2 separate regions of the Homo sapiens genome follow, and region 2 is linked to region 1. Evidence: chromatin loops called from intact Hi-C (ENCODE). Cell type or tissue: CD4-positive, alpha-beta T cell. All regions are shown on one strand. Links, peaks and the distances in the headings refer to the core of each region. The heading gives the core; the rest is flanking DNA.

Region 1 (12,710 bases), core at 2,467-10,466:
GTGCGATCTCGGCTCACTGCAACCTCTGCCTCCTGAGTTCAAGCGATTCTCCCACCTCAGCCTCCACAGTAGCTGGGACTACAGGCGCCCGCCACCACACCTGGCTAATTTTTGTATTTTTGTATTTTTAGTAGAGATGGGGTTTCACTATGTTGGCCAGGCTGGTCTCGAACTCCTGACCTCAGGTGATCCGCCTACCTTGGCCTCCCAAAGTGCTGGGATTACAGGCATGAGCCACCACACCCAGCCTTAGTGGCTCATATCTATAATGCCAGCATTTTGGGAGGCCAAGATGGGAGGATTGCTTGAGGCCAGGGGTTCTAGACTAGTCTGGGTAACAAAGTGAGACCCTTGTCTCTACAAAAAAATGATGACAAAAAAATTAGCCAGAGGAGGAGATGTGTCTGTAGTTCCAGTTACATGGGAGGTTGAGATGGGAGGATTGCTTAAGCCCAGGAGTTTGAGGCTGAAGTGAGCTATGATCAAGCCACAGTACTCCAGCCTGGGTGACAGATCCTATCTCTCTCTAAAAAAAAAAAAAAAAAAAAATCCCTCACTCTCTTTTGATAAATCAACTGTGATAAACACTCAGCAATCATTTAATGTTTGATCAAATGACTAAGCTCCTTTCCATTTTTGAAACCCTATGACTGTATCTAAACATGAGAAGAAAGTCAATTTAAAGTCAGTTGCAGAAGCATTTTAGTAAATCTATACCCCTTAAAGCTGATTTATAGGCTGAAAACACTTGGGAAATTTATCTTATCATGACTCAGTTGCCTAGAATGGCTCCTAGTTATAATCAGCACTCAGAAAAATTGGTTGAAAAAAATATTTGATATAGGCAGATTCCATTGGAGAAATTCACCTTCCCCTTTCTGCTATTCTGCTGTCCCAGGATTTTTCTAGTTATTTCATTGTGTAAGTGAGCAAATCCCCAAACCACGTTTATTGAATTTCTTTTTATTTCAAATAAGATGGAAATTTTTGGGTGGCACATGTGTCAGAATGTACTAACTCTCCATCTAATATCTCCTCCCTCACTTAGAAACAGAAATCCAATTTTGGAGGGATAGCAACGTGGCCAGCTAAAAGACTCCTTGTTGATAGCTGTGAATATATGACCAAAGTTTAGAGGCCAATGAGATGCAAGCGGAAGTGTGGCACTTAAGCCAGATGAGTTCTTAATGGGAGCTGATTCACATGGGGACACGCATTTTTCCCCCTCTCTACTTCCTTCCTCCTGCTCCATCAGCCCCTCGAGGAGAGAAGCCATACATTAGGTGACGGGGCACATAGATGGAAAGAGCCTATGTTGCTTATGATTGTGGAGCCACCAAATGTCTGGGAACTGCCTACTTCAGACTTCTTTCATGTGATAGCAATAAACTTTTTTTTTTTTTTTGAGACAGGGCCTCACTTTGTCACCAAGTCTGGGGTGCAGTGGTGCGATCTTGGCTCACTGCAACCTCTGCCTCCCAGGCTCAAGTGATCCTCCCGTCTCAGCCCCCCAAGTAGCTGAGACCACAGGCAAGTACCACTACTCCTGGCTAATTTTTTTTGTATTTTTTGTAGAGACGAAGCTTAACCACGTTGCCCAGGCTGGTCTTGAACTCCTGAGCTCAAGCAATCCACCTCCCTTGGCCTCTCAAAGTGCTGGGATTACAAGCCTGAGCCACTGCACCTGGCCGTGATAGCAATAAACTTCTATGTTGTTCAAGCCCCTGTGACTTTGGGTTTCTTTTACAGGAAGCTGAACCCCATCCTAACTGATGTAAAAGAGACAGGCCAAGGCTGTCTTTGGAACGGAAAAAGAACAAGATTTTCAGATTTTCACATGATTTTCATAACAGAAGGTATTCGTTTGGCCGGGACAGGCCTAACTCTGGAAAACAGGATGGGTTGAGGCCCTGAAGTGTCAAAAGGTGGCAGACCACTGTGTTCCCTTCCTGATCCTTCTGCAGAAAAAAATGCAAACACTACCCATGCCACCAGCCAAGTGCTTCAGTGCTTTGTGGAGGAAGCAAAATCTTGACTGGAGTTTTTCTCAGACATCAGGAAACAGCCTTAATGTGCTTATCCATATTTATCCTGTGCCTAAATATGTATACAAATATGAGTGAGGGAGCCATATTCTACTTCAAAGGCTTCAGGCACTGGGCACATGTCAAAGGGTGAAGAGAGTCAAAATCAACTGCATATTAAACGCAAAGGAATTTTGCTCATTCTGAAAAAATATATGGCCCTTTTCTACTTTTTAAAAAAACATATTGCAGCTGGGCACAGTGGCTCACGCCTGTAATCCCAGCATTTTGGGAGGCCGAGGCGGACGGATCACGAGGTCAGGAGTTCGAGACCAGCCTGGCCAACATAGTGAAACCCCGTCTCCACTAAAAATCCAAAAATTAGTCAGGCGTGGTGGCACATGCCTGTAATCCCAGCTACCTGGGAGGCTGAGGCAGGAGAATTGCTTGAACCCAGGAGGCGGATGTTGCAGTGAGCCGAGATCATGCCACTACACTCCAGCCTGGGTGACAAGTGAGACTCTGTCTCAAAACACACACACACACACACACACACACACACACACACACACACCCCACCGCCCAACAAAAACCCCCATTGCTGTCTTGGTCTTTCATTTTTCTACTCTTAGAGAAAAATGGCTTCAAGAAATAAATTATTTTTTCTCTTAATCCTACTGTAAGAAAAACAACTGAAAGATGTTTATAAAGCCTGTCTGACACTCCATGGAGAGACGGTGGAGTGGTGTGGACTGGACTGAACTGAACTGGGGACAGTGGTGTCTAAGTGGACAGTGGTTACTCAGATCCAGCCAATTATTGCCATTTGGGAATTTGGGTTTAGTGTTGCCAGATTTTCTAGTTTTTCGAGAGAAGCTAGAATTCTAGATTTTTATATAAAATTTCATAATTTAAAAATATTGACAATTTACTTAAAAACAAGCCAAGGTACTGTGGCACCGAACAGGTTTCGGAAGCTGTTTTGCAGCCTCTGCTTTTGAACAATGGTTCAAAGAATCACCTGTGGATCTTTTTTTTTTTTTCTGTAGAGATGGGGATCCTGCTACATTGACCCCCTGCCTCAACCCTTCAAAGTTCTGAGATTACAAGTGTGAGTCACTGTACCCAGCCTATGGATCATTTAAAAAATAAAAATAAATTCTTTAGTGCGATAAATTTATTTATAAGGTGGGGAATAGATACATATACATTTGTATAAAAATATAAATTCTATGCCAGGCGCGGTGGCTCACGCCTGTAATCCCAGCACTATGGGAGGCTGGGACGGGTGGATCACGAGGTCAGATCGAGACCATCCTGGCTAACATGGTGAAACCCCATCTCTACTAAAAATACAAAGAATTAGCTGGGTGTGGTGGCATATGCCTGTAGTCTCAGCTACTTGGGAGGCTGAGGCAGGAGAATCGCTTGAACCCGGGAAGCGGAGGTTGTAGTGAGCAGAGATCGTGTCACTGTGGAGGTTGCAGTGAGCTGAGATTGCACCACTGCACTCTAGCCTGGGCGACAGAGCGAGACTCCGTCTCAAAAAAAAAAAAATCTTTATCTATATCTATCTATCATCTATCTATCTGTCTATATAAATTCTTAGGCTTGGTGTGGTGGCTCATGCCTATAATCTCAGCACTTTGAGAGACCGAGAAGGGAGGATTGCTTGAGGCCATGAGTTCACCACCAGCCTGGGAAACACAGTGAAACTCCATCTCTACAAAAAAAAAAAAAAAAATAGCCAGATGTAGCAGTGCGCAACTGTAGTCCCAGCTACTCAGGATGCTGAGGCAGGGGGATCGCTTGAACCCAGGAGACAGAGGCTGCAGTGAGCCATGATTGTGCCACTGCACTCTAGCCTGGGTGACAGAGTGTGACCTTGTCTCAAATAAATAAATAAATACATTCTTTAGTGTGATACATTTATTTAAAAGGTGGGATATGTACATATTTCATATCTAAAAATGGAGACATATATGTGGGTAAAATATCTCTGGAAGGATAAACAAAAAATGCATTTTTTTTTTTTTTGACATTTAGCTTTGGATGAGGGGCACTGGATAGCTGGGGAAGACGCAAGAGGGAGAATTGCTTTACAACCCTTTGGTATGTGTTGAGATCTAACTCACAAATGTGCAAATGTGTTACCTTTCTACATGTGTCCACACAAGGCATGGCCATTTTCCCTGTTCCCTCACCAAGATTTTGGTTCAGTAGGTCTGGGGTGGAGATTGAATGCCTGATTTAAAAACAATCACACAAACAAACTCCTCACAGGTATTTGCCACACACTAGTTAAGAATCCTTGCTAGTGGAAATAGTAATATTCTTGCTCCAATCTGGTACATACCACACATATTTGCTGGGGAGATGAGAAGGCACATATTTGTACTTGATGATTACTTGAAGAGGGGAGAAGCAGAATGTTTTCACAGCTCAGAAATCTCAAATCCAGTGCACTTTGGGAGAAAAGGTGGCTCTAATCACTCATTTTATTCTCACCCTGCCTTCTAGGCTATTGTCACTCCAGTTCCTAGCTTAAAACTGTACGGGACATTTCCAGTATAGAGCCTGCTGAGAATGAACATGAAATCAAGGACATTACCTGATGATGGATTATGTAGATGGCGAAGGTGTGGTGGCACGGAGACCTCTTGGTGACCAGGCCGGACACTGAGCAATCTGTCCAGCAGCTTATCAGAAGAAGACACAGTCCAAACTTTGTAGGAAAATACCTGATTAGAATCACTCTTCCAGGGGTTATCTAGTAACATCTGGCAGCCAGTTCTGTTATTTAATAAATCCTGCTCACTTCGACTTTTCTGAGATCGCTGGGCCATATGATGAGGAGCAGAGCTCAGGCCTGCATGGGAAGTGGCCCTATGGGAGGCTGTTAGGAAGTTATTGCCCAGGGTGATGGGTGGGAGACTCTGCGTTCTGATTGGTGGAAGCCCCTTACGGGCCAGCGGTTTCTTTTCTGGTAAGAGATATTTTGAATTGTCTGAGGTTTTCTTCTTAAATTCAACCATAGCCACCTGATCACCAGGCTGTTCTTGGCAGTTGGTACCCACGATGCTATCAAAGGTGGTGATGATGTCATTGACTTCTGAGGTGTCCTCCTCTCTGTATCGGTCCCTGCTGGGATCCTTCTGATGGGCTCTCTGCTCTTCTTTCTTGTTTTTGCAGAATATTTGGTTGAGCACGTTGAACCGTCTCTCCTTCTTCTGGGGCCGACTGCTCTGGGAGGGAGGGGGTCGAGTAGGCTCTGTTCTATGCGAATATAAAAGAGCAGGGATGATATGTGAGTATGGGAAGTAGAGACATCACTCACCGAAATACCGACCCCCTATTCCACATGCTTCATCAGGTTTTCTGAGATCCTTCCTAGATACCTCCAAAGCCTTCTCAAGTTAAAGGCAGTGTGAAGAACTCACAGTACCCCTGGCAATCCCGCCCAGAAGAGGCTCTTTACCATGGGCAGTCTTTGCCCAAGGAGGACGTTTCTTAGATTTTTCTTGCTCCTTCAGGGGATATCCTTTCAAAATTTACACCTAGATCATCTGTTTTCAACAAGAGGTTAACTAAACTGAAAATTAGCTGAAAGTGTTGTTCTCACATCTCAAGGACAGTCAGTAGGCACGCAAGTTGAAGTCAGAGATGAAGCCTAAGGGTTTGAGTTCAGGCTTCAATGAGCAGAAGGATGGAGGAGGTTGCTGAGGTGGGGGGAATGTGGTTTTAGGCTTTCTCTGACAGAGATCCTAGAAAACCTGGACCGAGTGCTGACCGACTGACATTATCCCCCTCAGAGACCCCTCCCCATTTTAAACTAAAACTTTCCTATCGAAAAGTACTTTTAAAAAAAGTATGCTGAAGAACAGGTACGGTGGCTAATGCCTATAATTCCAGAACTTTGGGAGGCTGAGGCAGGAGGATCACTTGATGTCAAGAGTTTGAGACCAGCCTGGGCAACATGGCAGGATCTCATCTCTAGCAAAAAAAAAAAAAAAAAACAACCAAGGAAAGAAGCTTTAGTCTGGGCTCCAGCGAGGGAAGAGGAGGAGTGCATGACCAAGGTCGGGCGTGGCTGCAGAAGAAAGTGAGCAATGCCCAATGCGCAGGCAAATTATAAAGGAAAAAGGCCAGCAGTTGTCGAGAGGTTCCCTGAGGCAAGATTCTGTTTGTGTTCCTTAGAAAATTCTGTGTGATTCTCTTTTGAGGCTCCAATTGACTTAATGCTTTCTGCGGTATGAATTAACGATGAAACCTGACCCGTGTGTGTGCCCCTGAGTCAGATTGCAACACTACTTTCTGGAGTGAGATATCGCAATCTGCAATTTGAAAAACATCACCACTTATTTTGGATGCATATAATGAATGTTTTCTCTACAGGTCACACAGTGCATCCTTTGAATTTTTATTCCATGATGTAGTCTTATCTTTATTCTTTCACCTTCCAATGGGCTTTTTGAAATACTGAATTCTAGACTCCTAATACCACCAGAGAGAGAGCCCCAGGGCACTTCCGACGCTCAAGTTTCCCTATAAAGAATATGTCTGTGTGAATTGATGCTATTGCAGCATCTTGTGTAAGCCATCTCCTCCTCCTGTTACAGCTTGTGCTTTAGGCCTCTGGGTCTCAAAATGGGGTCCACTGAACCCTTGGAGAGGGATCCCCGACTTTTTAAGGGGTTTATGGCATTAAACTCTATTCATAATAACATCACAACGTTATTTGTCTTTTTCACTGTGCTGCCTTGCATCGATGGTGCAATAGAGGTGGTGGGTAAAATGGTGGCTGCCTCAGTACAAATCAGGACAATAGTGGCATCAATGTACTTGCAGAAAAAAAAAGTCCTTTAACTTAATAATGTCCTTGTTTAGGGAGTACAAGTTATTAATTTGATTAAATATTAACTTGAGTACACTTGTTTGACAAAATAAGAAGCACTCGTAAGCAATTCTACTATATACGGAGGTGTGATGATTGTCTTGGGGTAAAGCAGCTGTGCAATTGTTTGAGTCGCGGGCTGAACCGGACACTTTTTTCACGGAACACCATTTTTATGCCTTGCAGACAAACTGTGGTTATGTAGAGCTAAGTATTTGCAGAAATTTCTGCAAAATAAATAAAGTGAAATACACAGAAACAGAGAGTAAAACAGTGATTACCAGAAGTGAGGGTGAGGTGGGGGAATGGGAGGTGTAGGTCGAAGGGTACAAAGTTGCAGTTGAGTTCAAGTATTTCTCGTGCTTCAGCCTCCCAAGTGTCTGGGATTACAGGTGCATGCCACCACGCCCAGCTAATTTTGGTATTTTCAGTAGAGATGGGGTTTTGCCATCTTGGCTAGGCTAGTCTTGAACTCCTGGGCTCAAGTGATCCACCCACCTTGGCTTCCCAAAGTGTGGAGGTTACAGGCGTGAGTCACTGCGCTCGACCCATCTGACTAGGTATATTTATATCAAAATATGTATACTATATATATATATATATATATATATATATACAATAAAAATATATTAAAATGAATAAAGTGGGCCAGGCGTGGTGGCTCACGCCTGTAATCCCAGCACTTTGGGAGGCCGAGGCGGGTGGATTACCTGAGGTTGGGAATTAGAGACTAGCCTGACCAACATGGAGAAAACCTGTCTCTACTAAAAATACAAAATTAGCCAGGGGTAGTAGCACATGCCTGTAATCCCAGCCACTCTGGAGGCCGAGACAGGAGAATCACTTGAACCTGGGAGGCAGAGGTTTCGGTGAGCCGAGATCGTGCCATTGTACTCCAGCCTGGGCAACAAGAGCGAAACTCCATCTCAAAATAAATAAACAAATAAATAAAATAAAACGAATACAGTGAATATTTCATTTCAAGATAAATAACTGACAGTTATTGTAGCCAATGACAAAAGTCTAGCTTTCAAGCAAAAACTAGAATTTTGGAAAACTTATATTCACATTGTAAGCTTGACACCATCTCAGTATATAAAGCTTGTCCAATAGATTGGTGGTGATGTTAACAAATGTGACTTTTTGATATTGTATAATGAAATGTGTCATCTGGAAGATCTTTATAATTAAGTGAACCAATATTTTCCAAATGACCAATGCAAGGTGTTAATAAAATCACGCATGTGTATAAGACCCATTTAAAGTATAAGGTATAGTAATGTATTCTAATGTGACAGAGTACAAAAAATTCATTGATATGGTGAGAATCCACATTGCAATTAACCTTTAAGAAACTGCTGCTTGTTAAGTTTTGGTATCGTATCAAAGAAAAATACACACAATTATCTGAAAAGCCTATTGAGATACACCTGCCTTTTCCAACTACGTATTTATATAAGGCTGGATCGTTTTTATATACATCAATCAAAACATGATACTGTGGCTGGGTATGATGGCTCACACTTCTAATCCCAGCACTTCAGGAGGCTAAGGTGGGAGGACTGCTTGAGGCCAGGAGTTTGAGACCAGCCTGGGTAGCATAGTGAGGCCATCTCTACAAAAAAATAAAAAACCAAAAAACAAGAAAACCCAGCTGGGCATGGTGGCACATGCCTAAAGTCCCAGCTACTCAGGAGGTTGAGGTGAGGGGATCGTTTGAGCCCAAGAGTTCAAGGTTGCAGTAAGCCATGATTATGCCACTGCACACCAGCCTGGATGACAAGTGAGACTCTGGTTCTAAAAATAATAATAATAATAAATAAATAAATAAATAAATAAGCAAACCCCCAAACCAAAAAACAAAACACATTACATCGCAACAGAGAGAATGCAAAGAGTAGATGTGGAACCCACTTTATTCTATTTTTTTTTTTTTTTGAGACGGTCTTGCTCTGTCATCCAGGCTGGAGTGCAGTGGCACTGTCTCGGCTTACTGCAACCTCCACCTCCCAGGCTCAAGCGATTCTCCTGCCTCAGCTTCCCCAGTAGCTGGGGTTACAGGCACGCACCACCACATCTGGCTAGTTTTTCTGTTTTTGGTAGAGATGGGGTTTTACCATGTTGGCCAGGCTGGTCTAGCTGAACTTCTGACCTCAGGTGATCTACCCGCCTCAACTTCCCAAAGTGCTAGGATTACAGGTGTGAGCCACCATGCCCAGCCCGCAGCTGTATTCTATTAAGCTTGTATTAAGCTACCAAAGAGAGTTGCCAAAAATATAAAACAATGCTGCTCTTCTCATGACAATATTTTTGTTTTGGGAAATAGAAATATTAAATAAAACATTTTATTTTTAATTAAAATATGCTATTTATGTTCTCATGTAAATGTAATGTTTATTATTAATTTAAATGGATAACAATGCATATTTTATTAAAAATTTCTCATTTTAATTAATTAATTAATTTTTTTTTGAGACGGAGTCTCACTCTGTCACCCAGGCTGGAGTGCAATGGAGTGATCTCGGGTCACTGCAAACTCCATCGCCCAGGTTCAAGCTATTCTCTTGCCTCAGCCTCCCAAGTAGCTGAGATTACAGGCACCCACCACCATGCCTGGCTAATTTTTGTATTTTTAGTAGAGGTGGGATTTCACCATGTTGGCCAGGCTGGTCTCGAACTCCTGACCTCAGGTGATCCACCTGCCTCAGCCTCCCAAAGTGCTGGGATTACAGGCATGAGCCACCGCACCTGGCCGCTCGGTTTTAATTTCTAATGCCATAAATATTGACGGGTTTGACTCTCATAAACTAAAGTTATCTGGGGGCCCTTAATAATTTTTGAGAGTGTAAAAGGGTCCCGAGAACGAAAGTTTGAGACTCATCAAATTAGGCAAAAGAGGGATTCAGAGGATTTGCCAAAAAGGGAAGAGGAAAGAGAGAAAAGGAAAGAAGAGATTCAAGTTCAGTGAATATTAGGCTGATGGATTTGGATTCACTACTATCATTTTGCTCCAAGAGCACTTTATTCTGTGTTAGATAATGGCAAACGTTAATTATAGAATCATTTAATGTCTTTAATACTATGTAACATTAATTATATTATAAAAGTATAATAATATTATTATTGGTTTGCACCTTGGCAATTTAAAACATTTCATCCAAATTTATAAATAGTTGAGAAGAATAGAAAAATAACTGGCTCCTGTTGTACTCACCTGCTCTCTTGGGAGAGGAGTTTGACACACGCCGTGTGACCGCAGTACAGGGCATAGGCCAAGGGCGTGCTCTCATTGATGTCCCGCAGGTTGCTGTCCATTCCCAACTCCAGCAGTGACTGGACACATTCGGCCTTCCCTGCAGCTGCAGCCCAGTGCAGAGGTGTCCTGGAGGGGCCATGTGAAAAAAGCACAAGCGTCTGAGCATGTGAATTGTTCAGGCTGCTTAGCCAGCAACAGCTCCTGCTCAAAGTCAGGTTGAGGTAGGGAAAATCTTGTTGCCATTTACAGTATAGAAATAGTAAGTGTTAAATGAGCCCGAAGGATGATGGTGGACATGTGTAGGGGCCTCTCCTCTAGCTCTAAGTATTCCCTGCCATCTACACTCTCTGGCCTTTCTAACAATTTCCTAGAAGAGGAAGTAGTGGGTCAAAGGGTATGAACAGTTTTGAGGTTCTTTATACATAGTGCCAAACTGCCTTCCGGAAGATTGAGTCAATTTGTCCTCCTACTAGCTATGTTTCTCCTCCTTCTGTAATACTGAGTATTGTCACTAACTTTAAAAATCTTTGTCCATTTTGGTAGGCAAAATATGCTTCACTGTCATTTTCCTTTTTATTTAATTTATAGTAAGGTTTGAACTTTTGAAATATAAGTTTGTTTGCCATTTGAGTTTCTTCATTGAAATGACTAATGCCTTTTGTCATTTTTCTATTAAAGTATAAGTGTTTTTCTTACTAATTTGTATGTGCTCTTTATATTAAAGGCATTGGTCTTTTATAGGTTATGTTTATGAAAACATTTTCTGTAATTTGTTACTTGACTTTTAATTTATTTTTATTTTTATTTTATTTTTTGAGACAGAGTCTCACTCTGTCATCCAGGCTGGAGTGCAATGGTGTGGTCTTGGCTCACTGCAACCTTCGCCTCCCAGGTTCAAGCGATTCTCCCACCTCAGCCTCCTGAGTAGCTGAGATGACAGGCACATGTTACCACACCCGGCTAATTTTTGTATTTTTAGTAGAGACGGGGTTTCACTATGTTGGCCAGGCTGGTTCTGAACTCCTGAACTCATGATCCACCCGCCTTGGCCTCCCAGAGTGCTGGGATTATAGGCGTGAGCCACCATGCCTGGCTGACTTTCAATTTTTAAGTGATTTTTCTATAAAACTTAAAAAAAAATCACATTTAATTCCTTATTCATTTTTTCTTTCTTTCATGATGTTATGTTTAAAAAGTCCTTCATGGCTAGGCACAGTGGCTCACGCCTGTAATTCTGGCACTTTGGGAGGTTGAGGCAGATGGATCATCTGAGGTCAGGAGTTCAAGAGCAGCCTGGCCAACAAGGCAAAACACTGTCTCCATTAAAAATACAAAAATTAGCCAGTCATGGTGGCATGTGCCTGTAGTCCCAGCTACTCAGGAGGCTGAGGCATGAGAATTGCTTAAACCCCAGAGGCAGAGGTTGCAGTGAGCCGAGATCATACCACTGCACTCCATCATGGGCGACAGAGCAAGACTCTGTCTCAAAAAAAAAGAAAAAAGTCCTTCATTGGCCAAAAGGTATAAAAATATTCACCAGTATTTAAACCTTTATTAAACTGTATAACCAGTGTTTTCTTAAGAGAATAAAAAGACAAGCCATAGGCTGGGAGAAAATATTTGCAAATCACATAGTCAACAAAGTATTACTAATACTGGTAATTAGTATATAAAATCTTTCAGAACTGGCTGGGTGCGGTGGCTCACACCTGTAATCCCAGCGCTTTGGGAGGCCAAGGCAGGTGGATCACAAGGTCAGGAGATCGAGACCATCCTGGCTAACATGATGAAACCCCGTGTCTACTAATAATACAAAAAATTAACCAGGCATGCTGGCGGGCCCTGTAGTCTCAGCTACTTGGGAGGCTGAGGCAGGAGAATGGTGTGAACCGGGGAGGCAGAGCTTGCAGTGAGCCGAGATCATGCCACTGCACTCCAGCCTGGGCAACAGAGCGAGACTCCATCTCAAAAAATAAATAAAATAAAATAAAATAAAATAAAATAAAATAATAAAATCTTTCAGAACGGAACAATAAGAAAATAAACCAATTTTAAAAATTAGCAAAAGATCAGAATAGACATTTCGTCAAAGAAGATATATGGATGGTAAATAAGCACATGAAGAGGTACTCAATAACATCTGTCATTAGAGAAATGCAAATTAAAACCACAATGAAATACCAATACACACCTATGAAGATGGCTAAAATAAGAAAAACAAACAAACAAACCAAAAAACCCAAAGAGAACAAAGCTTGGCAATACCAGGTGCTGGTGAAGATATGGAGCAACTGGAACTTTCATACATTCCTGGTGGGAATGTAAAGTGGTAAGAGCTGCTCTGGAAAATAATTTAGCAGTTCCTTCCGAAGTTAAACACATACTTATAACCTACAAATCCCACTTTTAAGTATTTTGCTGGAGAAATAAAAACTTACATTCACAGAAATAATGGTACACAAATGTTTGTAGAAGCATTATCATAATTGTCAAAAACTGGAAACAACTCAATGTCCTTCAGTGGGTGAATGGACAA
Region 2 (12,710 bases), core at 1,703-9,702, 70 kb after region 1:
CCGAGTTCAGAGTTGTGGCTGAGTCTTAACTTCTAAGTGTCCCTTTTGCCAAAGTTTTCTTTAATATTTGAATTTGAACATTGCCTGGAGGGAGTGATGAGCTTTGCAGTGCAGTCCCTAGGACACCAGAAATTGAGTTGCAGTCGGCAACTCAATTTCTCTCCAATTTTTTTCCTTCTGAAACTCTTTCAGTCATCTGTACTGGGAAAAAGCAGCAATGAAGTGCTATGTCTTAAAATAGTTGCAAAATTTCCTTCCTTTCCCTTCCTCCCTTCCTTTCTTCCTGTCAACAAGTGGTAATTATAACTATTGAGAGAAAAAAAGGACATGCTGCAAAAGGCAATTATTGAAGCAATCTGTGAATCTGAAATGCTCAGTAAGTAAAGCTAAAGAATCCCTAGATAGGCCGGGTGTGGTGGCTCCTGCCTGTAATCCCAGCACTTTGGGAGGCAGAGGTGGGCAGATCTCTTGAGGCCAGGAGTTCGAGAACAGCCTGGCCAACATGGTGAAACCCTGTCTAAAAATTCAAAAAAAATTAGCCGGGCATGGTGGCACGCACCTATGATCCCAGCTACTCAGGAGGCTGAGGCAGGAGAATTGCTTGAACCCGGGAGGTGGAGGTTGCAGTGAGCCGAGATTGTGCCACTGCACTCCAGCCTGGGTGACAGAGTGAGACTCCATCTCAAAAAAAAAACACACACACAAAGAAACAAAAACAGAATCCCTAGATATTGTTTTCATAAAATTACATGCTATGTCTGGCTAATTTACATCTATCTTGAGAGCCTAGCTTACATATAAATTTCTTCAGGGAACACCTTCCTGACCCTCCATTGTGAACTGGATGTCCATGTTATAATTTTTCATCATCCTTCATTTTTCTCTAGTAATTCTTTTAATATTTTACAATTATGTATTGATTGAGCATAATCACGTGTTTAAAATTTGTCTCTTCTAAGCTATAATTCGAAGTGGAAGGAACCACATCTCTCCTGCTCATCACTGAATCCTCGGTACCAACCACTGTACCTGGTACCGGGAAGATATTAAACAGCAATTCTGAAATGCATAACCAAATGATTACTGAACAAATCTTTTCTTTCTTTTTTTTTTTTTTGAGACGGCATCTTGCTCTGTTGCCCAGGCTGGAGTGCAGTGGTGTGATCATGGCTCCCTGCAGCCTTGACCTTCTAGGCTCAAGCAATCCTTCCACGTCAATGTCTCAACGTACGGGGATTACCGGCGTGAGCCACTGCATCTGGCCCAAATATTTCTTAAGTTTAAAATAATTTTCCTGAGGTGTCTCTAACTGAGGTTTAGGGAGGAATGACAGATTTATCTCCAAATGGGGTTCCAAAATTTATTTTAAGTTGGTACATTTGTCCTTGTAGAAAATAGAAAAAAAAAAACCCTCAAAATAAAACAAGTAAGACAGTACAGCATTGTTCCTGTATGTAAAATTCATATATAAAAGAAAAGGTCTTCCTTAAACAAAAGCAATAGGAAAAGTAACAAAAAACAAAAGCAACAACAACAAAAATACGGTACTTAGGAATAAATCTAACCAAAGAAGAGCAAGACTTATGTGGATAAGAAGTATAAAACTTACTGGGTGACATAAAAGAAGAACTAAACATGGGAAGATACTATGTTTATGAAGGAAAAGACTCAATATAATAGAGCTATCAATTTCCTGAAAATGAATCTATACATTCATTGCAAGTCTAATAAAAACTCAACAAAGCTGTTGTGAAACTTGAAAACCACTTCATACATATCGGATTAGCAATTATAAAACATCTGAAATGCCAGGTGTTGTCAAGGATTTGGGAAACTCTTACATACTGTTGGTTAAAGTATAAGTTGGGACAACCATTTTTGGGGATAAATGTGGCAACATTTAATAAAATCATAGGTGCTTATACCTTATAACCCTGTAATTCCACTTCCAAGTTTATTTCATAACGAAAATTTCACATTGATGAACAAAGAGATATAATCAAAGATGATAATGAAGAACTAAACTAACAAGAAATGGCATAAATGAACATTAATAGAGAAATACATAAATTATATTTATGCAAAGAAGTGTCATAGAGCAATTAAAATGTCTGAGTTAAATTAATCCAGATCCACTTGAATAAATCTTAAAGACATAATTTTGAGTGAAGAAAGCCAATTGCAAAGATACACACTATTATTTATGTAAATTTTATAAATCAAAATAACAACAGATTGCTATAAACCCAGGAAAAATAGTTCAAGCACAAAAACAGAAAAAGGAAAGATATACACCAGCTTCAGAATAGCGGTTAGTTATTTTAGAGGAATGAAGGGAAAAGGGGTGGAATCAGAAAAGAATAAAAAGGGCCTTCAACTGCTCTGTAACTTTTTTCCTTTAAAAAAATCCAAGGAAAAGATTGCAAATTGTCAAAATTGTTAAATTCTGCAAAATAAAGGGTGGAGCAACTTGGTTAGGTAAGGTGTGCAGGAAGGTAGCCTCAGCATCTTGCGTCCTTAAATGATCCACTTTGCCACATGGTAAAGTGTTCAAGAACTTTAAGACATCTGCACTACAAGATAAGGAGCAGAAACAGCACTAACCAAGGACACAGAATATTTGGGTTCCAGTTCCAACTATTTTATTAGCTATGAAACTTTGGCTAAGAAACTTAGCCACTTCGAGACTCATTGTCTTGTCCTGGGTGGTGCAAAGTAATTACAGTAAGGTTATGAAATTCCAAAAGCAACAATAATAGCTTGTATTTATTGAGTGTTTATTATGTATCAGGCATAACTTTGAATACTCTAGATGGATTAACCTAGCTAGTTTTGATTTTTATACTGTCTTAGTCTGTTTTCTGTTGCTGTAAATGAATACACGAGACTGGGTAATTTATAAAGAGAAGAATTTTATTTCTTTCAGTTCTGGAGGCTGGGATGTCCGAGGTTGAGGGGCCATATTGGGTGAGGGCCTTTTTGGTGGTGGGAACTCTCTGCAGAGTCCTGAGGTGGTACAGGGTATCACATGGCAAGGGAGCTCATGAGAGATGACCAAACTAGCTTTTATAACAGACCCACTCCCATGATTACTAACCCACTCCCACAATGACCCATGAGTGGATTAATCCCAATAATCTCCCAAAGGTTCCACCTCTCAACAATACTGCATTGTGGACCAGGTTCCCAACACATGAAATTTGAGGGAACACATTCGAACTATAGCATGTAGCTTGAATGTAGTTGAAATTGGGTATACTGATTCCTTCCACTTTATTCTTTTTCAAAATTGTTTTAACTATCCTAGTTCCTTTGTATTTCTATACACATTTTAGCTAATCTTGTCTATATACACAAAAAATCTTGCTGGGGTTTGGTAGAAATTGTGGTCTCCATCTCATGCCAAGATGTCTCTTCAGAATTTGCGCTAAATCTGTACACAGATTTGAAGAGCACTGCATGTTTACTATGTTGAGCCTTCTAGTCCACAAACATGGTATGCCTTTCCATTTATTAAGATCTTTGATTTATTTAATTAGCACTTTATAGTTTTCAACATACAAGTTCTGTACATATTTTATTGTATTTGCACCTAAATGTTTCTTTTTATTGAGTGATTTTAAATGGTATTATGGTTTAAAATTTTGATGTCTGCATGTTCATTGTTTGTATACAAAAATAAAATCTATGTCTTGTACCCTGTGACCTTGCTGAACTCACTTAGTTGTAGGAGTATGTTGGTAGGTTCCTTAGGAGTTCCTATGAAGACAATCAAATTGTGCAAAAAGTAATAGTTTTCTTTTTTCCTTTTCAAGATGTATGCTTTTGGCCGGGCCAGTGGCTCACACCTGTAATCCCAGCACTTTGGGAGGCCAAGGTGGGAGGATCACCTGAGAGGTCAGAAGTTTGAGAAGAGCCTGGGCAACATGGTGAAACCTGTCTCTACTAAAAATACACAAATTAGCTGGGAGCAGTGGTGAGCACCTGTAATCCCAGTTACTCAGGAGTCTGAGGCAGAATTGCTTGAACCCGGGAGGTGGAGGTTGCAGTGAGCCAAGATTGCACCACTGCACCCCAGTCTGGGTAAAAAATGAAAGATGTATGCTTTTTATTTCCTTTTCTTGCCCTTTTGCACTCATATTAAACTATGCTGAATTGGAGTGGTGAGAGTGGACATTCACACCTTGTTCCAGGTCTTAGGGGCAAAGCACTCAAACTTTCACCGTTAAGTAAAACCTTAGCTCTAGAGTTGTTGTTGTTGTTGTTGATACTCTTCCTTATGTTGAAGAAGCTCTCGTCTATTCCTATTTTTCTGAGATTTTTATTATTAATATGTGTTAAATTTTGTCTAAAGCTTTTTTTGTATTAATTGATATGAACATGTGATTTTTCTGCCTTAGTTGGTTAATTCGGTGGATTACATTGACTTTCAAATATTGAACCAGTCTTACAGCCCTAACATCCCTAAAACAAACCCTACTTGGTCATGGTGTATGATATTCTTTTTGTTTTTGTTTTGAGATAGAGTCTCGCTCTGTCACCCAGGCTGAAGTGCAGTAGTGCGATCTCGGCTCACTGCAACCTCCGCCTCCCGGTTCAAGCAATTCTCGTGCCTCAGCCTCCCCAGTAGCTAGGATTACAGGCTTATGCCACCGTACCCAGCTAATTTTTGTATTTTTAGTAGAGACGGGGTTTCACCGTGTTGGCCAGGCCGGTCTTGACCTCAAGTCCTGATCTCAAGTGATCTGCTTGCCTCGGCCTCCCGAAGTGTTGGGATTATAGGCGTGAGCCACCGTGTCCGGCCTATTTCTGTATATTACTGAATTCTATTTGCTAATATTTGGTTAAGGATTTTTAAATCTACATTCATGAAGACCACTGGTCTATAGGCTTATTTTTTTTTTACATCGTCTTTGGTTTTGATAGTGAAGTAATACTAGCTCATAAACATAACTGAAACGTGTTTTCTCATCTCTTCTTTTTGGAAGAGATTATGTGGAATCGATGCTGGTTATTCTTTAAAAGTTTGTAGAAATCTGCCAGGTGAGGTGGCTCATATCTATAATCTTAGCACTTTGGGAGGCCAAGGTGGGAGGATCACAAATCTCTGGTGAAATAATCTAGTCCTGGAGATATCTTTTTCGGGGGGGATTTTAAAATTATGAAGTCAATTTCCTAATTATAGGGCTCTTCAGATTACCTATTTCTTATTGGCTATTTCTTACTGTTCTGTTTTCAAGTTCATTACTTCTTTCCTTTGCATCCTCATTCTGCTGCTGAGCTTATTCACTGAGTTTTACCATTGTGATGATTGTATTTTTGATTTTTAAAAATTCTCATTTGGTTTTTCCTTATGTCTTTTATTTCTTTGCTGAGACTTTCTATTTTTTTCTTTAGTTTTAAGCATGTTTTCAATTGCTCATTGAAGCATTTTTGTCACGGTTATTTTAAAATCTTTGTGAGATAATTCTAACATCTCTTTCATTGGCATCTGTTGATTATTTTTTCATTCAGTTTGGGATCTTCCTGTTTCTTGGTATGACGAGTGATTTTTGATTGAAACTTGGACTTTTGGGGTATTATATTATGAGATTCCTGATCTTAAACCTTTTATTTTAGCTGGCTTCCATGGGCACTGCTGTAAAGGGGAAGTAAAGGGGTGCCACCTCATTATTGCAAGGTGGCATTAGAAATCCAGGTTTCCTACTCAGTCTTTGCTGGAACGAGTGGGGCTGGAGCCCCATGGCTTTTTGTGGTGTTTGGCTGGAGTAGGGACTTATTGTCTAAAAAGTGTTCTGTCTTTCTAGGCTGTTTCTTTCCTGGTCCTTTTGCCAGAGAGAGAAGGCTTTTGTTGTTTTTCTTGCTGTTTGGTCTGTGCCTGTTGACATTTCTGGGTTGCCAGCTTCTTCAGCATCAGCTCTGGGAGAGACAAGGCAAGAAGAAAACCCTGGGCACTTACACCATGTCATTCCTTGAGTCAGAAGATCTCAGCTCATCTGTCATTTTATCTTCATCTTCCAGAGTCTTTTTATGTTTACATATAACGTCCAGGGTTTTTAGTTGCATTTAGCAGAAATAATACCAAAGAAATGCATCTACTCCATCTTCCCAGAAGCAGAAATCCTTGCTCTTTGCCTTTTACAGTTACATTTTCTCAACATCCATTGCTACCAAAAGTAGCCTGCTCTTTCCGTACCTTTTCCTAACTACTTGACCTATCTATTTTGGTCATTCATACAAAGATATTGAAAACAAACTCAAACTGATGACTTCATTATAAGAGGCGATGTGGTACCTGCACATAGGCACAGTATCAAAATGGCTGGTCAGATATACATTTATTAACATTGCTCATGTCTGAAGGCCATCTCTAAAAAAATAGAGCAGAACATTCTGGATTCAAAATGCATACATATCTCACCTTCACTGTCACAGCATTCTAGGATAGAAGGGTCTTCCCGAATCACTGCAGTCAGAGCATTGACATCTCCATTAGAGGCTGCTTGATAAACCATGGTCAGGTCAACTTCCTCAGATGAGTCACCTTCATGCATAAAACAGACACAATGTTAGTGTGTGGAGCCAGTTCACTGAAAGAATAACAATACCCAAGTCGTCACCCACACAAGTGATTCATTAAAACTTCTCAAGTGAATCCAGGCAGAAGTCTGGGTCATCCTGGCTACACACTCCCTCACCACTTCTGAAGAAAGGTGGATCACTCATGCCATTTGTAACACCGCCGTGTATTGGAAAGGAACCTGAGGGATTGGATGTCATTTGAGATTTTCTGATTATTTCCAGGCATTCAGGCTTCTCGAAGCCAGGGAGCCCAGAGAGGAAAGTGGGAAGTGGGGCCCTCATCTTGGTTCTGCATTGCCCTTTTTGATCTGGAACATGTTCCTTGTCCTCCCAATAACTCAGTTTACTACCTTTCAAAGAGACATTGTGCTCTCCATTCTCCGTTCTCCAGATGTGGAGGGTGAGGCAGCCTTTCCCACCCTATTCTGTACCCTGAGGACTGACCCTTGCCGAGTGCTCCACCCAGGCTCCCTCACCCTTTTGCTTGCCCATGAGAGGCACGGGCAGGAGCCTGATGGGGAGAAGAGAGAGATGGGACATTTCTTCCTGCCTTCCCCTAGTGCCGTGTTCGGCAGGAGCCACTTCTCTCCCAACAGGAGGCTCTTTCTTGGCAGAGCCAGTCTCTTCCTCTGCAGAGTCAGTCTCTCTGGGTTCCCTGATAAAATGGTCCCCTCCCATCCTTCTTAGCTGTAAGGATGGGATTGGCTTCCCACTGATGTTAGTCTGTGGAGCTTCAGCATCCCTAGTTCATTCTTTCAGCCCTGCGTCATCTCTGCAAGCTGTCCCTTCATGAAAGTCTCTTCATTTCAACCACCTGAGATTTCATGAGAGGGCATTCCCAGAAGAAACAGAACTGTAGGCAACTCCTTTGAATTTGGTAGCCACCTGCATTATGCCTTGTGCATGCCTGAACCAACTAATAGCATGGTCAAAGGCAACATCAGGCCAGGCATGATGGCTCAGATCTGTAATCTCAGCACTTTGGGAGGCTGAGGTGGGAGGATGGCTTGAGCCCAGGAGTTCGAGATCAGCCTGGGCAACACAGTGAGACCCTCTCTCTACAAAAAATTTAAAAATTAGCTGGGCATTGTGGTGGGTACCTGTAGTCCCAGGTACTCAGGAGGCCGAGGCAGGAGGATTGCTTGAGCCCCAGAGTTCAAGCAGTGAGCTATGATTGTGCCACTATACTCCAGCCTGGACAACAGAGTGAGACCTTGTCTTAAAAAAAAAAAAAGAAAGGCGACAACAGAACTATGGGTCAAGTGGGGCTGGGTGCAGTGGCTCATGCCTGTAATCCCAGCACTGTGCGAGGCCGAGGCGGGCGGATCACTTGAGGTCAGGAGTTCAAGACCAGCCTGGCCAATGTGGAGAAACCCAGTCTCTACTAAAAATACAAAAAAATAAGCCAGGTGTGGTGGCATGTGCCTGTAATCCCAGCTACTTGGGAGGCTGAGGCAGGATAATTGCTTGAACCCGGGAGGCAGAGGGTGCAGTGAGCCGAGATTGCACCACTGCACTCTAGCCTGGGCGACAGAGCGAGACTCTGTCTCAAAACAAAACAACAACAACAAAAGAACTGTGGGTCAAGTGGAGAACGGGGAGGACTGGGAGGTGAGTTCTGCTCAAGAGGAGGCCTCCAGGGAGAGGCTGTGTTGATCAACTCACACCGTTCCTCCCATGCACGCCTCCTCTGCCCCTCAAGCATAGCCACTGTTCAGGTGTGGTGGCTCACGCCTGTAATCGCAGCACTTTGGGAGGCTGAGGTGGGTGGATCACCTGAGGTCAGGAGTTTGAGACCAGCCTAACCAACATGGAGAAACTCCGTCTCTACTAAAAATACAAAAAATTAGCTGGGCCTGGTGGTGCATGCCTGTAATTCCAGCTACTCGGGAGGCTGGGGCAGGAGAATTGCTTGAACCCGGGAGGTGGAGGTTGCGGTGAGCCCAGATGGCGCCATTGCACTCCAGCCTGGGCAACAAGAGTGAAACTCCATCTCAAAAAAAAAAAAAGTAAAAAAAGAGAAAAAGGTTTTTTTAAGTTGTGTTTTTCTGCTAATGTGGATATTATGTCAAAGATACTTTTTAGTTTTCAGTTCGAATTGATCTTTCGTTGGCAGTGGTCCTAACCCTTTGCCTCGGTTTCTCTGTCCCAGTATTTTTGGGAAGTCATAAGTGCCGGTTGACCTGTCTGTCCCCAAAGGAACTTGTTATTGGAAATGATTCACTTATGACAACAAACTGTTTTGTAAAGTGAGTAGTTGTTCCCTAACTTACTCACAGTAGTATTTTGTTGTTTTCGTTTGTTTGTTTTAGTCAGACTCACTTGCACATTTGCCTGGGGGCCAGAAGTGAAAGAGGAGGGGTGTCCAGGTCAAATGCCACTCCTGTGATGAGCGCAAGGACTATGGAGGCAGACAACCTCAGTATCAGCTTGCACTGACCAGCTGTGTGGATTTGGACCGTCCCCTCTCCAGGCCTTAGTTTCCTTGTTTTTGTTTGTTTGTTTGTTTATTTGAGACAGGGTCTCGTTGGGTCACCCATGCTGGAGTGCAGTGGCGTGATCTTGGCTCACTGCAGCCTTGACCTCCCAGGCCCAAGTGATCCACCCATCTCAGCCTCCTGAGTAGCTGGGACTACAGACATGCACCACCACGCCCAGCTAATTTTTGTATTTTTTGTAGAGATGGGGTTTTGCCATGTTGCCCAGGCTGGTCTCTAATGATCCTCCCATGTTGGCTTCCCAAAGTGCTGTGATTTATAGGCGTAAGCCACTGTTCCTGGCCAGTTTCTTTGTCTTTAAAATGAAGGTAATAATGATGATAATTAGGATAACTACCTACCTCTCTTATAAGTTTGTTGTGAGGAAAAAAATGAATTAATATTTAATTCTGTGTGCTTTTAGAACAAGGCCTGGCATATAATAGTGTATATATTTGCTGTGACTACTGCTACTTAAAAAATTTTTTTTTGGTGCGTTTAGAAAGCATTAGAAATCTGGGACATGTAGAGAAAATAGTCTCTTGTTGATGATGATTAGACAAAAAGTCCATACATTGCACAGAACATTAGTCCCCATTAGGAACCTTCCTAGGACTCTAGACATTTTGTTAAGATTTCTCACAGTATATTTGGGCACAAGAAATAGGGCCCAGAAACAGGACAAAGATGGAGCTGGTATCTGGTTGTGTGACCACATCCAAAGATGCTGGTGGTATCACTTCAGGAGGAAGATCCTGGTGGTGGGCTGAGGAGCTCTGTGTTTAACAGCCTGTTCATATGTTATATAATGTGCCTATATAACAGACATAAATGTATTCACAATCCGTTCATCACTGAGTGCAATAAAATATGCAAGGCACATTCATCACACTGTGGACCACATACAGCTGAGAGAAACAATGAATGCATTGCCTGATAGAATTATGATCCCCAAAATATCTTGCCAGAAATCTAATTAGATAGTATTTAATAGAGCTAAAGGTAGAGTAACATATTGAAAGACAGGACCAGCTGGATGTCCTAGGCTGACTAAGAATCCCTAAGCCTAGCTGGGAAGGTGACTGCATCCACCTTTAAACACAGGGCTTGCAACTTAGCTCACACCCGACCAATCAGGTAGTAAAGAGAGCTCACTAAAACGCTCATTAGGCAAAAACAGGAGGTAAAGAAATAGCCAATCATCTATTGTCTGAGAGCACAGCGGGAGGGACAATGACCGGGATTTAAACCCAGGCATTCGAGCTGGCAACGGCTACCCTCTCTGGGTCACCTCCCTTTGTATGGGAGCTCTGTTTTCACTCTATTAAATCTTGCAACTGCACACTCTTCTGGTCCGTGTTTGTTACGGCTTGAGCTGAGCTTTCGCTCACTGTCCACCACTGCTGTTTGCTGCTGTCGCAGACCCGCCGCTGACTTCTATCCCTCTGGATCCAGCAGGGTGACCGCTGTGCTCCTGATCCAGCGAGGCACCCATTGCTGCTCCCAATCGGGCTAAAGGCTTGCCATTGTTCCTGCACGGCTAACTGCCTGGGTTCATCCTAATCGAGCTGAACGCTAGTCACTGGGTTCTAGGTTCTCTTCCGTGACCCACGGCTTCTAATAGAGCTATAACACTCACTGCATGGCCCAAGATTCCATTTCTTGGAATACGTGAGGCCAAGAACCCCAGGTCAGATAACACGAGGCTGGCTACCATCTTGGAAGCCCCCCGCCACCATCTTCGGAGCTCTAAGAACAAGGACCCCCGGTAACAATATCTTGGTCCACAAAATATCCAGTTGAACTGATTGAAGGGTGGTTAAGTATGTAGTTTTTGCACTCAACTTCCCCTCTCCCTGTTGATAAGGTAAACCTGATTATTCTCTAGGGACTACTTCCTCTCCTCTTCTAGCCCACAGGCTGATTCAGTGGAATTGGCTATATCCCTGGTCAGGGGCAGAACATGTGGCTTAGAACTAAGCCACTCAGCACTAGCATTATCCTGGCCATGGAGATGGATTCAGGGATGTGACCCAATTAGAGCCCACGAAAAGCAATGATACGTTTGATATGTTGACTGGGGTTGTCGAGAACAATACTGTTGCTTTATTCTACCACCCATGAACCTGGAAGCCACCTGGTGACATCTTTCTCTTACCAGAGAAAGGTGGAGATATTTTCTCTGCCCTGCCCCCGCAACCCCGCCACCCCCCTACAACCAAAAAAAAAGAAAAAGAAAAAAGAAATCTTAGCCTAGGTCAATCTCCCGAAGCATTTCCCCAATGTTTTCTGGTAGTTTCATGTCTTACATTTAAATCTTTAATCCATTTTGATTTGACTTTTGTATATGGTGAGAGATAGGGGTCTAGTTTTATTCTTCTGCATATAGATATCCAGTCTTCCAGCACCTTTTATTGACGAGACTGTCCTTTCCCAAATGTATGTCTTGGTGCCTTTGTTAAAAATGAGTTGACTGTAAATGTGTGAACTTGTTTCTGGAATCTCAATTCTGTTCCATTGGTCTACGTGGCTGTTTTTATGCCAGTATCATGCTATTTTGGTTACTATAGCCTTGTAGTATAATTTGAAGTCAAGTAATGTGATGCCTCCAGCTTAAGTCAATTTACATAGATTTTGTGTATTCGTTTGGATTTTCTTTTTAATCACTGAAAAAGTTCTGACTGATAAAACGTTTTAAAAAAGAACTTGGAGTTTTAGCTGGAAAATTAGCTCTATAGAAATAAACAGCGTTGTAATAAATTAGTAGGAAGTCTGGCTGAATTACCAAATCTAGTAGCCATATTGAGGGCAGTGATAGGCCTTTTCCATTCTTAACTGGTCAGTGTCATATTGAGGTCTATGGTCTCAATTAAACAGGGGTATAGTGGCTGGAGAACATTCAGAGGTGAGTGACTGGAGGTATGAATGGACTTTAATCATGTCACGTGAAGAATGGTTGAAGGAGATAAATGTGTCTACTCTGAAGATTATTCCAGGGGTCATGATAGTAGCCTTCAGATAGTTAAAGAGTTTTTTTAATTAAAAAAATTGTGCAGGAGGCTGAGGCAGGAGAATGGTGTGAATCCGGGAGGCGGAGCTTGCAGTGAGCCAACATCGCGCCACTGCACTCCAGCCTGGGCAACAGAGCGAGACTCTGTCTCAAAAAAAAAAAAAAAAAATGTGGTAAAAGATACATAAAATTTAAAATTTTAACCATTTAAGTGTACTTACAGTTCAATTGCATTATGTCCATTCACACTGTTGTGTAACCATCACTAAAACTCATCTTTTCATCTTCCAAATCTCTGTACTCATTAAACTGTAACTTCCCATTCTTTCCCATCCCCAGTCCCTGGAAACCACCATTCTGCTTTCTGTCTATGAATTTGACTACTAAAGGCACCTCATGTATGTGGAATCAATAACCGTTGTCCTTTCGTGACTGGCTTATTTCACTTAGCATAATGTCCTCAAGGTTCATCCATGTTGTAGAATGTGTCAGAATTATCTCCCTTTTTAAGATTTAATAATATTTAATTGTATGTATGCATCACATTTTGTTTATTCATTACCTGTCAGTGGACACTTGCGTTGTTCCCATCTTTTGGCTATTGTGAATAATGCTGCTGTGAACATGGGTCTACAAATCTT

Evidence for each region. Hi-C counts contacts between places; a loop is a spot of excess contacts. Peaks named below come from ENCODE experiments on the same cell type or tissue, not always from the same donor. Only the 100,000 strongest peaks of a DNase experiment are listed, where the experiment ranks them.
Region 2: it touches region 1 in a loop (1.8-fold over the local background); 4 of 110 quality-filtered maps call a loop at or near these places.

Annotation. Positions count from the first base shown.
Region 1 is chr5:56,106,483-56,119,192 of GRCh38, forward strand. ANKRD55 (ankyrin repeat domain 55) reads right to left here. Exons shown (of 12, transcript NM_024669.3): 9 at 10,133-10,300; 10 at 4,636-5,300. Among named protein-coding and RNA genes, the nearest start is that of IL6ST-DT, 120 kb to the left of the region's middle. RefSeq lists a silencer at 10,400-10,694. In CD4-positive, alpha-beta T cell, for the core only: no CTCF peak of the experiment used is centred there; no DNase peak of the experiment used is centred there.
Region 2 is chr5:56,177,091-56,189,800 of GRCh38, forward strand. It overlaps ANKRD55 (ankyrin repeat domain 55), which reads right to left. Exons shown (of 12, transcript NM_024669.3): 3 at 6,422-6,544. Among named protein-coding and RNA genes, the nearest start is that of ANKRD55, 50 kb to the right of the region's middle. RefSeq lists a silencer at 2,372-2,666. In CD4-positive, alpha-beta T cell, for the core only: no CTCF peak of the experiment used is centred there; a DNase peak (open chromatin) is centred at 6,601.